2 separate regions of the Homo sapiens genome follow, and region 2 is linked to region 1. Evidence: chromatin loops called from intact Hi-C (ENCODE). Cell type or tissue: natural killer cell. All regions are shown on one strand. Links, peaks and the distances in the headings refer to the core of each region. The heading gives the core; the rest is flanking DNA.

What was found. A loop is a pair of places that touch in the nucleus more often than their neighbours do. Peaks named below come from ENCODE experiments on the same cell type or tissue, not always from the same donor. Only the 100,000 strongest peaks of a DNase experiment are listed, where the experiment ranks them.
Region 2: it touches region 1 in a loop (7-fold over the local background); 77 of 110 quality-filtered maps call a loop at or near these places.

Annotation. Positions count from the first base shown.
Region 1 is chr11:34,991,925-35,002,646 of GRCh38, forward strand. It overlaps PDHX (pyruvate dehydrogenase complex component X), which reads left to right. Exons shown (of 11, transcript NM_003477.3): 10 at 391-455; 11 at 2,990-4,204. The coding sequence ends at 3,248. Among named protein-coding and RNA genes, the nearest start is that of MIR1343, 55 kb to the left of the region's middle. In natural killer cell, for the core only: CTCF peaks have their summits at 6,140 and 6,345; DNase peaks (open chromatin) are centred at 6,137 and 6,457; H3K27ac peaks cover 333 bases.
Region 2 is chr11:35,387,510-35,395,509 of GRCh38, forward strand. The region is part of intron 1 of SLC1A2 (solute carrier family 1 member 2); the gene reads right to left. Among named protein-coding and RNA genes, the nearest start is that of SLC1A2-AS2, 28 kb to the right of the region's middle. In natural killer cell, for the core only: a CTCF peak has its summit at 4,911 (motif pointing left); a DNase peak (open chromatin) is centred at 4,902.

The DNA.
Region 1 (10,722 bases), core at 1,322-9,321:
AAAACTAAAAAACACTAGATTGACCAGAATGGATTCTTGTATTTTTTTTCTTACCATAAAGTTTTATAGGCAAAATAGAAAATTTCATTTTGCATATAGGAAACTCTAAAGCATTTTGCATAATAATTGATGGTACACAGGGTAATTCCCACATTTGAAAAATTGTTAAAGGAAGTGATTTTTCTAGAGTTTTGATTAACAGCTTTAGTTTCTTGAATTATCTGTGCTCTTGTTTGTTCTTATAATTAGAGAAAATTATTTTTATATAGGTAACAAAATCAAATCAAGGCATATCAGAGATGAGAGTATATGATGTACAAATATTTCAAGTGACAAGATCAACTGTATAACATTTTGTTGGTTGTCCTATTCTGTTTGTATTTTTCTCAGGCTCTATCAAAGAAAGCAAGAGATGGAAAATTGTTGCCTGAAGAATACCAAGGAGGATCTTTTAGGTAAAATTTAAACTCTTAATTATCCATAGCATCAAACAGATAGATGTAAGACTTATAAAGTCCCTGTCAGCCTTTCATTTATCTGAAATATTTTTTAAAATTTAAGCTAAAAATACTTTATTTAGACAATAGAATATCTGAAAAAATTCTTCAGACTAGTCAGGCTTTCATATTAAAGCTAGTAGGAACCTATTAGTGTTGAACTAAACGTTCGTTGGACATTGACTAACATGGAATGATAAATATTATGTATTCTTTAGTATCTGACCCACCCCCAATATTAATGTCTGTAATATTATATTGCTATGTGAAACAACCACTTATTTATTATTGCAGCATATAATATTCTATTGTATAAATATACCAGAATTCATTTTACTGTTGGTGGGCATTTGCGTTGCTTCCAGTTCGGGGCTATTACAAATTATGGTGCTATGAACATTCTTATTAGTGTCTTATAGTGAATGTATGTACATTTTTTGTTGTATAGACCTAAAAGTAGAATTCCTAAGTTAGAAGCTTTAGCAGCTACTACCAAACAATTTTCCAAATGGTTATACAAATTTACACCTCCACCAACGGTCCTGAGAATTCCCATTGCTCCACATTCTTGCCACTATTTAATAATGTTAGGTTTTAAATTTTAACAATTCTTGGGGTGTGTAGTGGTACTCTTTGTAGGAAAATGCAAATTAGTGATGTTGAGTACTTTTCACTCATCAGCCGTTTGGGTATCTGGTAATTCATGAGATAAAGTACCCACTGCAATCTGGTGTCCATTTAAAAAAATGATGTATAGTTCTTATTTCTGGATATACAGACCTTTATAGGATATATATTGTTTCAAATAGCTTTCACACTCTGTGACTTGCCTTTGGGACTCTCTCGGTGATTTTTTTAAATGAACGGAAGTTCTGAGTTTTAATGAATTCCTATTTATCAGTATTTTTCTTTGTAGTTGGTACTGTTCATTTTCTGTTAGGAATTTTTGCCTATCTCAGAGTCATGAAGTTACTCTTCTGTGTTATCTTCTAAAAGCATTTACGTTACTTTTCACATGTAGATCACAATTCAACTGAAATTGGATTTTGTATATAATGTGAAGTTTCAAGTGCTCTTTTTTCCCCATATGGATACTAAATTTACACAGCATCATGTATTGAATATTGATTTCTCCTTTTTCATAGCATTGAAAAGGTGATTATATATGTGTTGGTCTAGTTCTGTGCTATTTTTTTTCCACTGGCCTGTTTGTCTATCCTTTGTTTACTACCACCAAGCTATAACTCTTGATAGCTGGTAATGAAGTCTTCCAATTTTGTTCACCCTCAAGATTGTCTTCTGGCTTTTCGTATTTCCAAATAAATTGTAAAATTGATTTGCCATTTTTCACACACACACCCCTTGCTGGTTTCTTGATTGGGATTGCATTAAGTCTTTTGATGATTTGAGAATTGACATCCTTACAGTATTGAGTATTCTAACCTGTGAATATGGTAGAAACCATTGTGTATTCAGTTATTTGATTTCTTTCAGTTATGTTTTATAATTTTCTGTGTAGAGGTCTTGTATATGTTTCATTAGATTTATTCTTTGGTATTTGTTTTTTGATACTATTATAAATGGTATTGTTTTAAATTTTTATTTTCTAATTATAGCAACTTGTATGTAGAGTCATGTGCCACTTTATGATGGGGATATGAGAAATGCATTGTTAGGCAGTTTCATCATGCAAACATCATAGAGTGTACTTACGCAAATCATGCAAACATCATAGAGTGTACTTACACAAACCTAAATGGTACATGCTGCTACACACCTTAGCTGTATGATATAGCCAGTTGCTCCTAGACTGCAAACCTATACAGCATGTTACTCTACTGAATACCGTAAGCAGTTGTGACACAATGATGAGTATTTGGGTATCTAAACATATCTAAGCATTTTTAAAATGTACAGTAAAAATGTAAAAAGTAAAACATGGTACACCTGTTTAGGGCACTTACCGTGAATGGAGCTTGCAAGACTAGAAGTTGCTCTGGAAGAATCAGTGAATGAGTGAATGCTTAGGACATCACTATACACTACTGTAGACTTTATAAACACTGCACACTTAGGCTACACTAAATTTATTTTTAAAATAAAGTAATTGCAATATGATGTTATGACAGCTATGATGCCACTAGGCAGCAGAAATTCCTGAGCTCCATTATAATCTTATAAGACCACCGTTGTATATGTGATCCTTCGTTATGTGGGACATGACTCGATATAAAATGGATTGTTATATTGACCTTTTATCTGATGACTTAACTAAATTTACTTATTAATTTTACTAGTTATCTATAGTCTCATTTTTCCTGTGTACACAATTAATTTATTTGTAAATACTAAATGTTTCCTTTTTTCATTACTCATATATTTTTTTCTTGCCTTACTACACTGCCTAGTAAAATATATAAAATATGTGCTTCACGGAAAGGGGACTTTGATTAAGGACATGCCTCCTTCAGAGCTTTTTCTTTTCCCCCTAGTATTTCCAACTTGGGGATGTTTGGCATCGACGAATTTACTGCAGTGATTAACCCTCCTCAGGCCTGCATTTTGGCGGTTGGGAGGTTCCGACCTGTGCTGAAGCTCACTGAGGATGAAGAGGGAAATGCCAAACTGCAGCAGCGCCAGCTCATAACAGTCACAATGTCAAGTGACAGTCGAGTGGTTGATGACGAACTGGCAACCAGGTTTCTTAAAAGTTTTAAAGCAAACCTAGAGAATCCTATCCGACTTGCCTAGTCCTCAAAGATAAGAAGTTGGTGTTCAGCTTAGTTGATTCAGTAGTTGTTACCAAGAAACATATGTTATAGGAAAACAACTTGGTATTTAAGTATGAAGTGGATGAAATGTTTATTTATTTAAGGTGAAAGCATTTGACCCAGGGTGTCTTCATCTTCAATTTGGGTTTAATGTTATAGAAATAAATGATGATAAACTCTAACTAATAAAGGAAAGAGAATATTTGGTTACTCAGATCCATTTTTAACCTCTGGTGCTGTATAAAGGGAATATTAAACTAGATGTAAATCAAAGTATATGTTTGGCTCATTTGAGCATTTTGGAATATTTGAGAATGTATGATACATGTAAAATTAAAAAAACTATTAGAACTGTACCATAATTATGTTGAAGGTAGAAGTGATCTTCAAAGAGATGGCCATTAACTTAGCAGTGGGACCTCACTTTTACAAGCACTGCTCTAGATATACTTGAAGAATTTAATAGGTACAGAAGTTTATTCTGGATAATAAATAAATAAGGATCACACTGTATTAGGGGTTATGGCAACATTATTGAATTTTTTATGTACATAAAGCCATATGTTTAGGGTGGTTTCTATCTGTCTTGTTTTTCACTTATATAACACTGTGAACTTCTAAAGCAAGAGGATAAAAGAAGCATGAATGAAAAGAATGACATTTCAAAAAAATGGTTCAATGAAAAACTATAGCTAAAATATGTAAACCTTTCTAGGTAAACCGCTTGCCTTCATCTTGAGTCGGAATATATTTAAATAAATTGTGTTATCTCTTGCCAAACATTTTGTTAGTGTTTATTTAAAAACAAAATGTTGTTTCTTAATGCATTTAAATCAGTTTTGTATTGTGCAGTAAAATGTGAGAAAATATAAACATTTCTATTGTATTTTAAATGTTAAAACACAAAAGTTCAATAAACCTTGAAGTTGATTAGTAGTTTTTCTAGAACACCTTTAAAAGGGCTCTACAGGAGAAAAGACGGAATTTAAAATTAGTATGACATTAGGAAAGTAACTGATAGGAAATGTAAAACTTTGGAAAGAGAATAGAAGACTTATGAAGCCAAACAGATGAGAACTATCCTTTTTATTTCACTAATATGAAATTTTCACTAATTATTATAAAGTTTAGAAGAGTTTGTTTCTCTCTTTTGGCAGCTCTGCTATAACTGTCAAGATAACTATATTTAAGTTGGATGGTAATGAATGGTAATTTAATTAACTTGTCACAAAAAGGTTTATGTTAGTGTCAGCTGACATGAATCAATAGAAGAAAGGCTAATATAGTACAAGTTGTATGGTATGACATGATGAATTATAAACCCTAACAGAAGAGCCTTCTAAAATAATTAGCACCCTGGTGTATTAATTGTTAAGAAAATGCTTAATCCAACTATCCAACTCAGTTTAACAAGCCATTTAAAAAAAATAGTCTTCAAAACTTTTGTCATATTAACAGTTACACTGAAAATTATAACCAAAGGCTATTTTCAAAATAATTTTTATGTTACATTATTTCCAAGGTCAGTTTTAATCGAAATTATTATTATTATTACTACTTTTTCTTGAGATGGGGTCTTGCTCTGTGGCCCAGGCTGTAGTGCAGTGCTGGGATCACAGATCACTGCAACCTCGACCTCCTAGGCTCAAGTGATCCTCCTCCCTCAGCCTCCCGAGTAGCTAAGGACTAAAGGCATGCACCATCATGCCTGGCTAATTTTTCTATTTTTTTTTTTTAGAGACAGGGTCTTGCCATGTTGCTCAGGCTGGTCCCAAACTCCTGGGCTCAAGTAGTCGACCCACCTTGGCCTCGCAAAGTGCTGGGATTACACAGGCATGAGCTACTGTGCTAGGCCGTTGTTTTTGTTGTGGTTGTTGTTTGTTTGTTCATTTTAATTTTTATATCTGAGGAACAGAACATGATGAGGCAGCCATAAATAAGCCTGACTCAGAGTTCTGCTTTTCATGAACTGACGTACATAAGCAGTAGTGCATCTGTTTCCCTATAGGTGAAATGGGCATTAATATTTACTCAGCCTGCCTTAGAGAGTTGAACTGTACAAGGGAAATCGCTGTATAAATTTAAGATGTTTTAATTCATGGACCTCACAACCAGGCTTTTCATATAATCACCTGCCTCTCATGGTTTGACTTCTCAGCTTCTGGTACAAATGCTTGTTCATTCTGACCAAAAATATTGTCTCTGGTATTTCTATACTGATGAGGTGGTTTAGATTAAGGAAGTTTTCATTTCTAAAAAGAATTTTGTTGTAGTTTGAGATCAAAGAATAACACTGAGAAAGGAGTATGGTATACTTGGTTTGAACTGTGTGCTACACTACCAGGCCCCTTCCACATTATACTACTAATTTATTTAAAATAGATAGGTATCACACTGAGAGGATATAAAAAAAATTTCTGCCTCTTCATTTTTGTTTCTTGTTTGAACAGAAAAAATGACCAAAATATTGGGAGTACTTCTAAGGAAAAGGCAACACACATTCCAGTTAACACTTGGATGTGAAAATATCAATGAATATTAGAATTTATAAGTCAAACTGGCTCTGCTCGCTGATTGCAATTTTTAGTTACATTCACTATTTTGTGCTAAATTTAAGTCATTGGTATACGACTGGCCAGAGTCCTTGGTTTTAAACATTACTGAGAACTTTATATATACTCTTAATGGGTATTTTATATAATGTCGAATGAAACTTTTATTTTTAGATTTTTAAAAAATATTTTGCACTTTGGACTTAATTTTACACTAAATTGTATCAGCCAGCCTAAGGGCATTATGCTAAATGTAAATCTAGTTCTTGGTTAAGCTTTTATTGAAAGATAGGTGGTGCTGTAAGTTAATATATTGTAGTGAAAGTGTGGGAGAAAAGTTAAATTGGCACTTAAATCTTAGTTTTCAAGGAAAACGTGTCCCGCACATACTGCATTATGATGGACTTTGTCTCAGGTGAAGTGAAGAAGTGAAAGAATCAAGTGTATGGCCGGTAAGAATTAACCATTAATTTAAATGGGATGCTATTAGTGGGAAACTTTTACTGATTTTTGAAGAAGGAAGTAACAGTGCAGATTTACTTTTATCAGTCTGGCCATAATGTGCAAGTCAGTAGGTCAAAACAGGGAGAGGATAGCAGTCATCAGAAAAGAACTGGAAGATTTTGCCATAATGAAAGTATAAGTTGATTAGGATCTGCACTAGGTCAGTGTCTTTAAAGAAGGAGGAAATGGGTAAAAGTTGGCATGTTACCATGCTATGAGGTGTCTTATGAATATATGGGGTAGATGTATTCAGTCAGATAATGCAGGAACAGTGATAGAATTTCCCATCCAAAACACTAGTCCTCCATGGCTCACGTTCACCAATATGAAAACGAATAAGATTCCAGTAAGTTATGTACAGCAAATAGTGTATTTCAGTAGACATTTAAACTTTTTGTGAATGGAAAAGGCAATAGTCTTTCTATAAAATCCTTTTACATAGTTTTATATTACAAAAATGTGTGTGTGTCTCCATTGGTTTCAGGAGATGGGGGGCAAACAGGGTTGGAGGGAGGATATGGTTTGTCTAGACTTGTAATATTGAAACACCATTTAATTGAAACTGTAAGGTTTACAGATGTATTTTGAAAAATTATTAGCCTCTCAATAGCAGTCTTTTGTTTCTTTGATCATATAAATTCTATTTTCACATTTTATCCGTATCTTTGCTTTTTTTGCAACAAGTCCAAGCAGCTTTCTTCCTGGGAAAATGAATGTTTTGTGAATCTCTCAGTTTAACCTCTGTTGTATGATACATACCATTAAGGAAAATGGGTTTTCATTAAAAGTTGAGAAACTTTTAGCAAAATCATTAATTAGTCATGATTTGCTTTTTTTAATACCTAAAATGTATATTTTAAAATTTCTTAGTTTATGAAATTCTGTTACTCCTATTACTAAAAGATGAGCCTTTTAAATATAAGACTCTTGTGATCAAGTGGAATAACATTGATTATATCACTTTATAAAGCATAAAGTATTATGGAAATGTAAGATGTTAAATTTAAATTTTTAATCTCATAAATTGCACTTAGTAGCTCATCAGTCTGATGGGGAATGGTATATCAGGAACTTATAAGATGGTACTTAATACCATAACTTAAGTTATTCTTCCCAGTGGAACTACTGGTGATTGTATGTAACTTTGTTTCCCAAGTTTGCATACTCTTAAAATCAAGACTTTTAAGGCTAGTTTCAGCTTTAGAAGTTACTGCGCTCTTGGCAAAACCTTATTTCTGTGCCTCAGTATTCTTACCTATAAAATGAGGAAGCAAGGGGGAAAATTAATCACTGTACTGGTTGCTTATCTTTTTTAATTTCTTCAGTTATAGGCAGGAAGTGTATGCTACTTATCAATCATCATGGATGATGTAACATTTACCTCCCGCATAGAATCTCAGAGATTACACATACAAATTCAGAGATTATGTAAATTGGCCAAAGCTCAAAAGTACGACAACTGGGATTTGAACCAAGATCTGTGCAGCACCAAAGCTCAAGCTCACTGCATTGCAATATACACCTTCTAAGTTGTGCTGCTGCGGCTGAAAGTTCTGTATGCAAAGAGTATTTTCCACCTATGGTAACTGAAGTTCCTGAGTTCCTGTTCTTCTGTATTAAAGCTAATGTGTTTACGACCTAACCACTTTTAAAATTAATTCATATTTTCTCTGTAGTGGCTCTCTTTGTGCCTTTCTAGTGTGCAGAAAGTACTGAGGGATTTTTTGTTGTTGTTTTTTCATTATGGACAGCTCTTAACCTGAAGTAACTAATGTTAAGTGTCATCACTTGTACCTCTAAGTAGAAAAATAGAAGCTGATGGGGCTTAGTGCCTCTAGGTATAAAAAAAAAATGACCTAGAAGCTGCTACTTTCAATAAATAGGTTGATTCTTGTCCCAGTTAAGACCAAAAGTGGTTACCTTAGTTTTCATTTCTGAGGCCTCAGGCTTCTATATTGATTACTGTATCAGTCATGGTCTAATCAGTTAGGGTTCAGTAGTTTATGGTGGAGAAGTTCATTGGGTCGCCAGGTTGGGTCTGTTCATAGTTGTCCAGTGAAGGGGAAGCAACCATCCAGGGCACACGTAAGCCTCAGCTGGCACGCTGAGGGTCAGGGTACCACTGCGGCCTGGGGTATGTGGTGTCTGTTGAGAAGACCATGCAAAGGTATTGATAAGGCCAAGCTGGGGCTGCTATTCTGGGCAAAAGGCAGGGTCAAAGCACCACTGGATGTCCACCATTTTGAAGCTGAGAAACAGTAAATTAATAACTAGCACAAAGCCCAACCTGAGGCTGGGAAATAAAATGTAATCTTATAATTGGGAATAATACCAGATGATAGGATAGCTTAGTAAGGTATAGCAGTCTATATTAGAACTGTTTTGTGGGTAGAAATCTATCTAAGCTAGAGATATTATTTTGAAAATACTGTCACTGTTTTAAGTAAATTACCTGATTTGCTGGGTGAGACATTTACTAAAATGTAAAGCAAAAGTAAAATGTTGAAATATATTATGCATTCAACAGTTGTGAATATCTGCTGTGCATAGCTAACAGCCTTTACCCTCAATCAATTTAAACTATAGGTAAGTGATATTTACATGCCCAAACATAATTCAGCAGATTCTATAATCAAAGCATGTGCATAGTTGAGAAGATGGCTTCATTGACTAGGTGACATTTGAACCAGCTTTTTGCATTACTGAGTATAACCCACCCCACTTTTTGTCTGGTTTCCCTAATTTCAGTAATCAAATATTTAACACCCAAATACATAAATTCATCAGTTCATTTTTCCAGGACCTTGGCTCAATACCTGTGTGTACATATCACAACAATAACTAATTCCCACAAAGCCTAGAAACTTTTAGTTGGAAGGAAAATTACTCATATGGCATGTTAGTTGTACAGAGAAAGTTTTATTTACACCCTACTATTCGCAAAGAAAATATTCTTTGTTAAGTCATCCGTCCTAAAGAAAGATGAGGAATAGACACTTACCGTTGTCTAATCAAAATGTATTTTAATTCTTCAACTCTCCTACCTCTTCCCTGGCCCCTGCTTTTTTTGAAGGTGTCCTGTGTGTGCAAATGCATCTTTACATATCTTGACGCTCATTGTTTTGTTCTCAAGGGGATCATCTGTTAAATTTATTTTCAGAGAATCATAAGCATCTTTGGACTCTCGAGCTAACTTGCAAAACTATAGGAGTGAGTGAAAATCAAATATTATTTTTAACATTCAGTATTTTTAATGCTAAAAATCAAGTTAATATGCTCTTTATTAGTTCAAAATGAATGTTTGAGGTGTGGAAGCCAACTTACTCACCTGCTAGTACCATGTAGCTCTTCATGAATTGCATAGCTCCCACAGTTAAGTAGATTTTATTACTTACTAAATACCTTATGTTATTTGTGGGCATTTCATTTTGACACCAAATTGTCTATTATTGGTAAATTAATAAGAAAGTATTCTGCCTTAACCTGTTAAATACTAGTTAGAATGTCATGATGAGTTTCAGGTATTCTCTTTATACTTTCAATGTTTGATACAACTTTAGAAGAATGAGAATGGACACTTTTGTCGATGTACCTATTTTGAGAGCAAACGCTAATCCCGCCTTTAAAAATGTGCAATTTTAGCCATTTTTACTGGAGAATGCTGGAAGTCATTATTCCTATGAACTGAGAATACGGGAGACTATGACTTGGACAAAATGGAAACTCAAGATTCAGTGGGGTACAGGGCTTTTGTGTGTTTGTTTTTGTTTTCTCATTTCGCAAATGAGTCCTTGCAACTTTGGAAAATATTGAGAGTAATAGCTTCATAAAGTTTTTTTTTTTTTTTTTTTTTTTTGAGATGGAGTCTCCCTCTGTTGCCCAGGCTGGAGTGCAGTGGCACGATCTCGGCTCACTGCAACCTCCGTTTTCCAGCTTAAGCGATTCTTCTGCCTCAGCCTCCCGAGTAGCTGGTACTACAGGCATGTGCCAATTTTTATTTTTAGTAGAAACAGGGTTTCACCATATTGACCAGGCTGGTCTCAAACTCCTTACCTCGTGATCTGCCCACCTTGGCCTCCCAAAGTGCTGGGATTACAGGCGTGAGCCACCGCGCCCAGGCTTTTTAAATTTTTTTCTTTTTTTTTTTTTTTTTTTGAGACAGGGTCTCTCTCTGTTGCCTAGGCTGGAGTGCAGTGACGTGATCATAGCTCCACTGCAGCCTCCAACTCCTGGGCTTAGGAGATTCTCCCACCTCAGCCTCCTGATAGCTGGGACTACAAGTGCGTACCATCACGCCTGGCAAGTTTTTAAAATTTTTTGTAGAGATGAGGTCTTGCTATGTTGCCCAGGCTGGTCTCGAACTCCTGACCTCAAGCAATCCTCCTGCCTTGGCCTCCC
Region 2 (8,000 bases), core at 1-8,000, 390 kb after region 1:
CCCAGACAAAGCTCATTAATAATTCACTTCTGAATAAATGACAGGAAAGTATTTGGTTGCCATGGTAACAACTGCAAGGCCTATTTGTTTTTTGTTCTTTTTTAAAATAATGTCTGGGCCATTTTTTTGTGAATGTTGAATTACTGACAGAAACCATACATGTATAAGACAGAGATATGAATGGGTAGGGAAACAATATCTTAAAAATGCAGTCGGTAAGCCATTAAGCATCAGGACCTTAAAATAAGGGAACCAAAATGCCTTTCTCAGCTTCCCACTGCACCTTTCTGGAAGGAGGAGGAAGTGACAAAAAAAAACAAAAACAAACAAAATCATTTCTAGACTCAATTAGCTATGTGATGAAAACTTATTCATACCAAAAATTCATATATAAAAGCATTTTTCACACTTGAACTTTTTTCTTAATTAACATATATTCTTGCAACTAATCGTTACTACAACCTTATGAGGTCAGCGTTATCATACTCATTTTATGGATGGGGAAGCTGAGTCTTAGAGAACATGGCCTAAGCCTCATAGTCTTGAAGTGGTAGAGGCAGAATTTATACCCAAGTCTGCCTGAATCCAAAGACTGTGTTCATTCTACGTATCAACCCTCGGGGAAAGGAAGAAATGGGATCCCATTAGGGGAGTAGGGTTTACCCAGAATTTATTTCCAGAAAATAGGCCTTAAATAATTTTTACTGAAAAGAGAAAGACCCGATGAGTCATAGATTTATTTAAAATGTCTTTCATCCCATTGCTAAAGAGCAGGGAGGAAAAGTGAGTTTCATCAGTTTCACATTTTCATCTTTTACGGCACTACATACCAGATGAAACAAACTCTTTTTTATAGCATTCGAAATAATCTCAGACATGTTTGTTTTTGTTTTGTTTTGTTTTGACACAGGGTCTCACTCTGTTGCCCAGACTGGAGTACAGTGGTGTGATCACAGCTCACTGCAACCTTGACCTCCCAGGCTCAAGCCATCCTCCTGCCCCAATCTCCAAGTAGCTGGGACTACAGGTGTGTGCCTCCATGCCTGTTTAAATTTTTGTATTTTTTATAGAGACAAAGTCTCCCTATGTTGCCCAGGCTGGTCTTAAACTCTTGGACTCAAGTGATCCTCCCGCCTCGGCCTCCCAAAGTGCTGGGATTACAGGCATGAGCCACCATGCCCCACTCAGACATGTTTTTATTGAAAGATAACACCCTACCCCAGATTGTGAGCATGTAGAGCCTATGCCTCCTTCACATTTGTTTCCCAGCAGGATACACCTTCGGATGCTCAGAAAGCATGAGCAGGTGGAATTACCCTAAATGAACTAATTCAGAAGCACAAAACCAAATATCACATGTTGTCACTTATAAGTGGTAGCTAATCACTGGGTACACGTGGACATAGAGATGAAATAATAAACACCGGGGACTCCAAAAGGGGCTGGGAGTGAGGGTTGAATAATTACCTATTTGATGCGATGTTCACTATTTGGGTAACGGGTACACTAGAAGTCCAGTCCCCACCAGTATGCAATATACCCACGTAACAAACATGCACATGTACCCCTGAGTACAAAACTAATTTAATTTTTTAAAAACCTAAATATGTAGATGACCAAAAACTGAGGGAAAAAAAATATTTGTGGAAGAGTCAATAAAAGAATCAATAAGAGAATGAAGTGCTTTAAAGCAATACCTCTTTAACTTTTATTTCATATATTCAAATATTCCAAGCAAAAAAATGACTCAATGCTTAAATCACTGGGTGAATTGGCCCAGTTTCCCATTCACATGCCCAGGTAGAGAGCCCAGCAGGTGAGGAAGGAGCTCAAGGCTGAGTTCACAGAGTTCCTCATTCTCGTTCCAAAACTACTTCTCAGGTTTTTGGTCTTTTTTTTGTTTTGTTTTTAACTATTAGTATTTTCTTCTTCTTCTCCTTCTCCTTCTTCTTCTTCTTATTATTATTTTTCTTTTGGTGAGACAGAGCTTCACTCTTGTCACCCTGGCTGGAGTGCAATGGCATGATCGTGGCTCACTGCAACCTCTGCCTCCCGGGTTCAAGCGATTCTCCTGCCTCAGCCTCCGGAGTAGCTGGGATTACAGGCACGAGCCACTATGTCTGGCTAATTTTTGTATTTTTAGTAGAGACAGAGTTCACCATGTTGTCCAGGCTGGTCTTGAACTCCTGAACTCAGGTGATCCACCCATCTCAGCCTCCCAAAGTGCTGAGATTACAGGCATGAGCTACCATGCCCAGCCTCTTTTTTGTTCTTAAATTTTCTTGTAGACACCAGGTCTTGCTATATTGCCCAGGCTGGTCTCAAACTCCTGGGTTCAAGTGATCCTCCCACCTCAGCCTCCCAGAGTGTTGGATTACAAGCATGAGACACTGGGCCCAGCCAAGGTTTTGGGGTCTTAAGTATTTCACTTTTCCGGATTTCTGTTTGCTATCTGTAAAATGAGCATGCTTTAAAGCTAAGAATAGAGATAATAAAGTTTAAAGTTTGAAACTTTGATTTGTATTTTTAAATGGTCACTATGACATTTAGCAACTGGTTTAGCTGGTTTTGGATGTTTATTCGGTCAACAGCACAGCCTGTGTGAAGCACTAGCTAAACACCCCAGTTAGCCTGCTCTAAAAGACAAAAACACAAACAAAAAACCCACTTGACTTTAGCACGTACAGTAATGAGTTTCAAACATGTCTGTGTGCAATCTACAGTAAGAAATAGATGTCTTCTTTTTCTCATGATGTCTCAGCGCACACCCACACACAGGCACGTGCACACACAGGCATTCACACACCAAAGTACAAGAAACGACCCATGTCCTTCCTACATGTAGTGTACCCTGATAGTTTCTATTCTCCTCCATTTCATTTTTAAAATTTGATTTTTTTTAAGTAAGTTGCTTTCTTGACCCACTAAATTGGTTTTGGCCTGCAGTTTGAGAAGCAATATTGAGGTTACGTTTTACTGACCACTCGAAATGTGACCAGTGCAAAATGAGATGTGTCATAAGTTTAAAATACCAGCAGAGTTTGAAAATATTACCAAAAAATAAAATGTACCATCTCATTAAGGAATTTTTCATATTAGTTACATGTTGAAGCAATCATAACTTGGATATATTGAGGTAAGTAAAATCTATTCTTTTTTTTTTTTTTTTTCTTGAGATGGAGTTTCACTCTTATCACCCAGGCTGGAGTGCAATGGCACAATCTTGGCTCACTGCAACTTCCGCCTCCCTGGTTCAAGCGATTCTCCTGCCTCAGTCTCCAAAGTAGCTGGGAGTACAGGCATCAGCCCCCACACCCAGCTAATTTTTGTATTTTTAGTAGAGAAAGGGTTTCTCCATGTTGGCCAGGCTGGTCTGGAACTCCTGACCTCAAGTGATCTGCCCGCCTCGGCCTCCGATGGTGCTGAGCTTACAGGTGTGAGCCACCACGCCCGGGCATAAAATCTATTCTTAAAACTAATTTCACCTGTTTCTCTTTCCTTTTATAGTGTGGCTACAAGAAAATCTAGTATTCTATCTGTGGCCTCTGCTATATTTCTGTTGGATGGGGATGATCACGAGCAGGGTCAGTCAACCATGGTCCACAGGTCAAATCCAGCTTGCCATCTATTTTTGTAAATAAACTTTTATTGGAACACAGCCTTGCTCGCTTATTTACATACTGTCCGTGGCTGCTTTTGTGATGCAATGGCAGAGTTGACTCATTATGATACAGACTGTATGGCTCACAAAGCCTACAATATGCACTATCTGGCTCTTTGCAGAAAAACTTTGTGAACCCCTAAAAGAGCATTGGGTGCTTATAATCTGCCAGTCACAATTCTGTGAGAGTTTTATGACCCTGTTTTACCAATGAGGCTCTGGGCGATTAAGTAATTTGCCTGAGGCCACCCACCTGGGCAAGAAGTCACAGAGCTGGGATTTGAACCATTGCCAGTCTGACCACAAAGCCTGTGCTATCATCTCTACCCTGTGTGTACCTTCCCATACACCCTCCAAAACCCTTCTTACCTAGGTACAGCGCTGAATTCTACCACTGTAGCAGGGAGAACCAATCAGCCCACCTGACCGTCAACCAGTCTAGAAGGAAATGGGAACAGGTTTGGTTGGGGAAGAAGGGATCTCCTCAGGGAATTTAAAGGTTGTTAACTGCTGTTTTAGTTTTAGGACAAATTACCTGCCTTCTAACTGCCATGCAAACAAATACCGCTCAGGTGTGACCAAAATTTAAGCATCTTAAGTCTCCGCTCTCTTCAGTTAGGAATTTTCATTAAAACAGCTTGCCTTTCACTTTCAACCCTCAAACCTAAGGACTTCAAATACTAGATTTGGTAACTCTGGATATCCAAAGTCACTTTGGGGGAAAAAGGAGCGTAGGAAAGATTGCAAATATTTAGCAGGGCTATTTTTGAATCTCTTGATTTAGGCTAGAAGTCCAATGCGCTATCCATTGCACCACAGAGCCTGCTTGCAAGCAGGGCTATTTTTAAGTGAAAAAGCTAATAACAAAATAGTTTGCAGAATGATACCTTATCTTGATAAATAAATAAAAATCACCCTTATCGTCCCATTCCATGTGTTTGTGCACGTGTGTGTGTGTGTTTTGAATATTATTCTCACAGGGTATTTGGAATTCTTTTTGCTTACACATACTTTTAAGTGTTTGTACAATTAAAAAAATGCATTGCTTGCGTAAGTTTTTGTTTCCTGGTTTAAGGTGCACATTTTTGGTTTTATTTTCTAAGTACATTGCTGAGCTTTCGCTGATTTCTACATAGGAAGACACAGAGAATGTGAACTCACCCAGATACAGAGGAAAATCAGGGTCTTTCAGGACTCGGACGGGGAGGGCATCCAGCAAAAGTAGGGCTGCAGCGCCCCCATGTGTCCAGGGCGGTGGAAGTCACCAGGAGTAGGCGGAGGAAGCCGGCTTCTGACATTTGGGGGAAGGGGACCTGCCTTCTCTATTGCGAATACTATTGGGAATTCCCAGAGTCAATCAGCAGTTAAATGCTTACTGAGTTTCTTATTCATACTCCATCTTGCCAGACCAGAAATCTGAGAGAGCTGGAGCTCCCAAGGCCCACCCTTTGGCTGCCTAAATTAAGACTCCCGGGGTTCCCACACTCTTTTTCCCAATGGCAGTGGAGGGTCTTGGGAAAACTGTCTGGAGGGAATGCCCCGAGTCCTCCTCCCAGTATCTGTTCAGGCTTGGCACCCTTAGGACCTCCCCTTCTGGAAGATTCAGCAGTGCATGTGTATGCTTGGAGAGGGAGGGTGGATAAATGTGGCATGAATCTATTTGGAAGGTTTTATACATCTTGAAGTCTCAACTTTAGGTGTTTCAGGGGGGTATTAAGCACACCAGGGCTTAAATCATAGAATATTTCAAAATAGCCACCTTTTTCCAAGCACCTATATACCTATATGTTCCAGCACTGGTCAAATGACAGATGACTATCGTTACAACCGTCCAAGATAGGTGCTATCATACCTACTTTATGGTGGGAGTCTATGAGGAACCTGAAGCTCTGAGAGGCCAAGTCATTAATCCAGTAAGTATCTGGTCCTAGATTCAAACATCTCTATCCTCCTTCTTGGTGCCAGGTGTCCCATGTGAAGGTTTGGGTCAGAGTGTGGTGCTAGCAGGTGGCAGAAGCCCAAGATGCATCATCACCCAGGGTCTCGGGCTGCTGGCCTCCATGCAGCTGCCAGATGTGGCTGTATCTGTCTTCCAGAGGGCTGTCCTTAACGCCTAGCAGAGCAGCAGCCTCTCTGTAAGGATCTGTTTAATGCATGAATGGCACCGCATTTTATTGCAGCTTGAGCTGGTCCCAGGAGACTCTCCTGATTTCTAAAGCTGCCACTTTGAAGACACAGGCCAGCCCAGCTCCTGACTTCTCCCCACAGTGAATGCAGGAGGCTCTTCCCCGGTCATTTTAAAGCTAGATGGCTGCAGGTGACCCATAGCACCCATATCCCCCAGTGTGTGGCATCTGACACCCCCCTCTTCACTTCTTTCCACTGCCTATTGTCCTGAGCAGAGATGGCAAAACAATTCTAAACTGGTGTTCATTGCTAAACCTTTAATTGAATTAGGATTTGGCAACGGGCAATAGGCATTCAGACAAAATGTGAAAGGATGTTTTACAAATGTGGGAAAAAAGTCACCAACCACTTTTCCTCCCAGCTTTGAACATTTCCTTCAGTGATTTTTGTCTCCCCCCATCCCCAAAATAGCCAAATAAAAATTTATAAAAATCAATAAAGCAAGTGTCTTAATGGTGGTTTGCTCAAAATGCTCTGGTTTTAAAGAATGGGAGAGAATAGAGACTCCCTTTTATCACTCTGGGCTTCTTTCACCCTTTTCCTCTTCTTCCCTGTGGCTTTCTGCTGGTGAGAATGGCTAAAGAAGGTCCCACGGCCCTTGAAGCTCTTCTGTAACCATGATGGAGCATTCTCCAGTCCCCTCCTAAAGGAAAAAGACTGATCTGTTCAACTGAGCCCTTCCTTCCTCCCTTGGCAATTTTCAAGCTCCCTCCTTTCTATCACCTCCTTTTGCCCCAGCCCTTGAACAAACCCCAGCCCCAACCCTAGGGTCTAACTTTTTTTTTAAGTAAACTCCTCCTACCCACCCACCAGCTACAGGCAGCAGGGGAGTCCTGGTTTTCTCATGATGTTGCAGCAAAGGCCTGAGGTCCACACTCTGTCTCCCACGTGCCTTCAGCCACGTGTGGAGGGATCAAAGACACATCAAAACGGGTCTCCAAAGCCTCAACCTGCTGCTCAGTCACCACCGGGATCTGCCCCATTGCTCTGGGTGGCTGTGATGTTGGTGTCCACAGATGGGGGGACACACCAATTTGGCAGCCTGAGCCTGCTGGAGTGAAAGGCCGCTTTTCAAAAATATGGAAGTGCAAATAGCTCATTTAACTCCCCTGATGAAAAAAAAATCCCTAACTTTGGTCAAAAGAGCATGAACTTTGGCCTTTAGAAAAACGACCAAATGACCCAGCCAAAACAGGCCAAGTAGGCTGACCCCTTCTGTTTCCTAGAGAATTCACTCCATTGTACCACCTTCAGTTTCTCCTAGTCAGCTGCAAGGCCACCATCCCACCAGTTAAGGATGGGATGGAACCCCAGGTAAGCAAACCTGTAGGTCTGACCTAGTCAGTGGGAGTGGCCAGTGCCAAATGGCCTGGAGGCTTGGAGAGGCACAGTACTGGGTGCTGAGTCCCATTTCTGTTGTACTGTTAAGCCGTTGGGCACGACATGGCAGCTGAAAGATGAGGAAAGGTCAAGGCACAATAAAGACAACTGTTCTTCTGTGGCAGACAGAGAATACAGCTGCAGGTATGTTGCCTTCTAGAAAAGCATTTCTCTCCTTGGTAGGTCTGGAAGGCAAGTGTCCTCGGAGATCTGTATGCCCTGTGTGCTAAGCGTGGGTCAATGCTCAAAGGATCCCAGAGACCCCCGAGGAGAGCGTCTTCCCCACTGGTGCTCCTGGCCATGCTATCCATAGTGATTAACTCAGACTTCAGGAACACCCCCCAATGAACAACAATGGGCTCTCCCTGAGTAGGGAGGGCAGTGGGGATCCACTGTGGACAGGAGTGGGAGTTTGCCCCGTGGAGGACTGAAAGAGGAGCACTTACTCTGAGGAGGACAGACCTCAAGCCATGCACCAACACAGAGCTAATCTCTCAGGTGACTTCCTGTCAAAAGTTTAGGAGTGTTTTTTTTTTTTCTCTTAACTTCTGAGAATAGCTATTTTTAAGGTTCTCTCTCTCCCTCTCTTTTTAATCTTTGATAAAGTCATTGTATGTGTGAAGCTCTGGGGAATTAAGGGACAGGAGAGCAAAGGGAAGTGTAGCTCTTCCCACATCACCCCTCCACTAAAGACTGTCCAAGGGAGCAGCACAAAGTCAAGGGAAGGTAAGAGACCCCAAGACCCCAGCATAGCCAGCACCCGGAAGGAGAG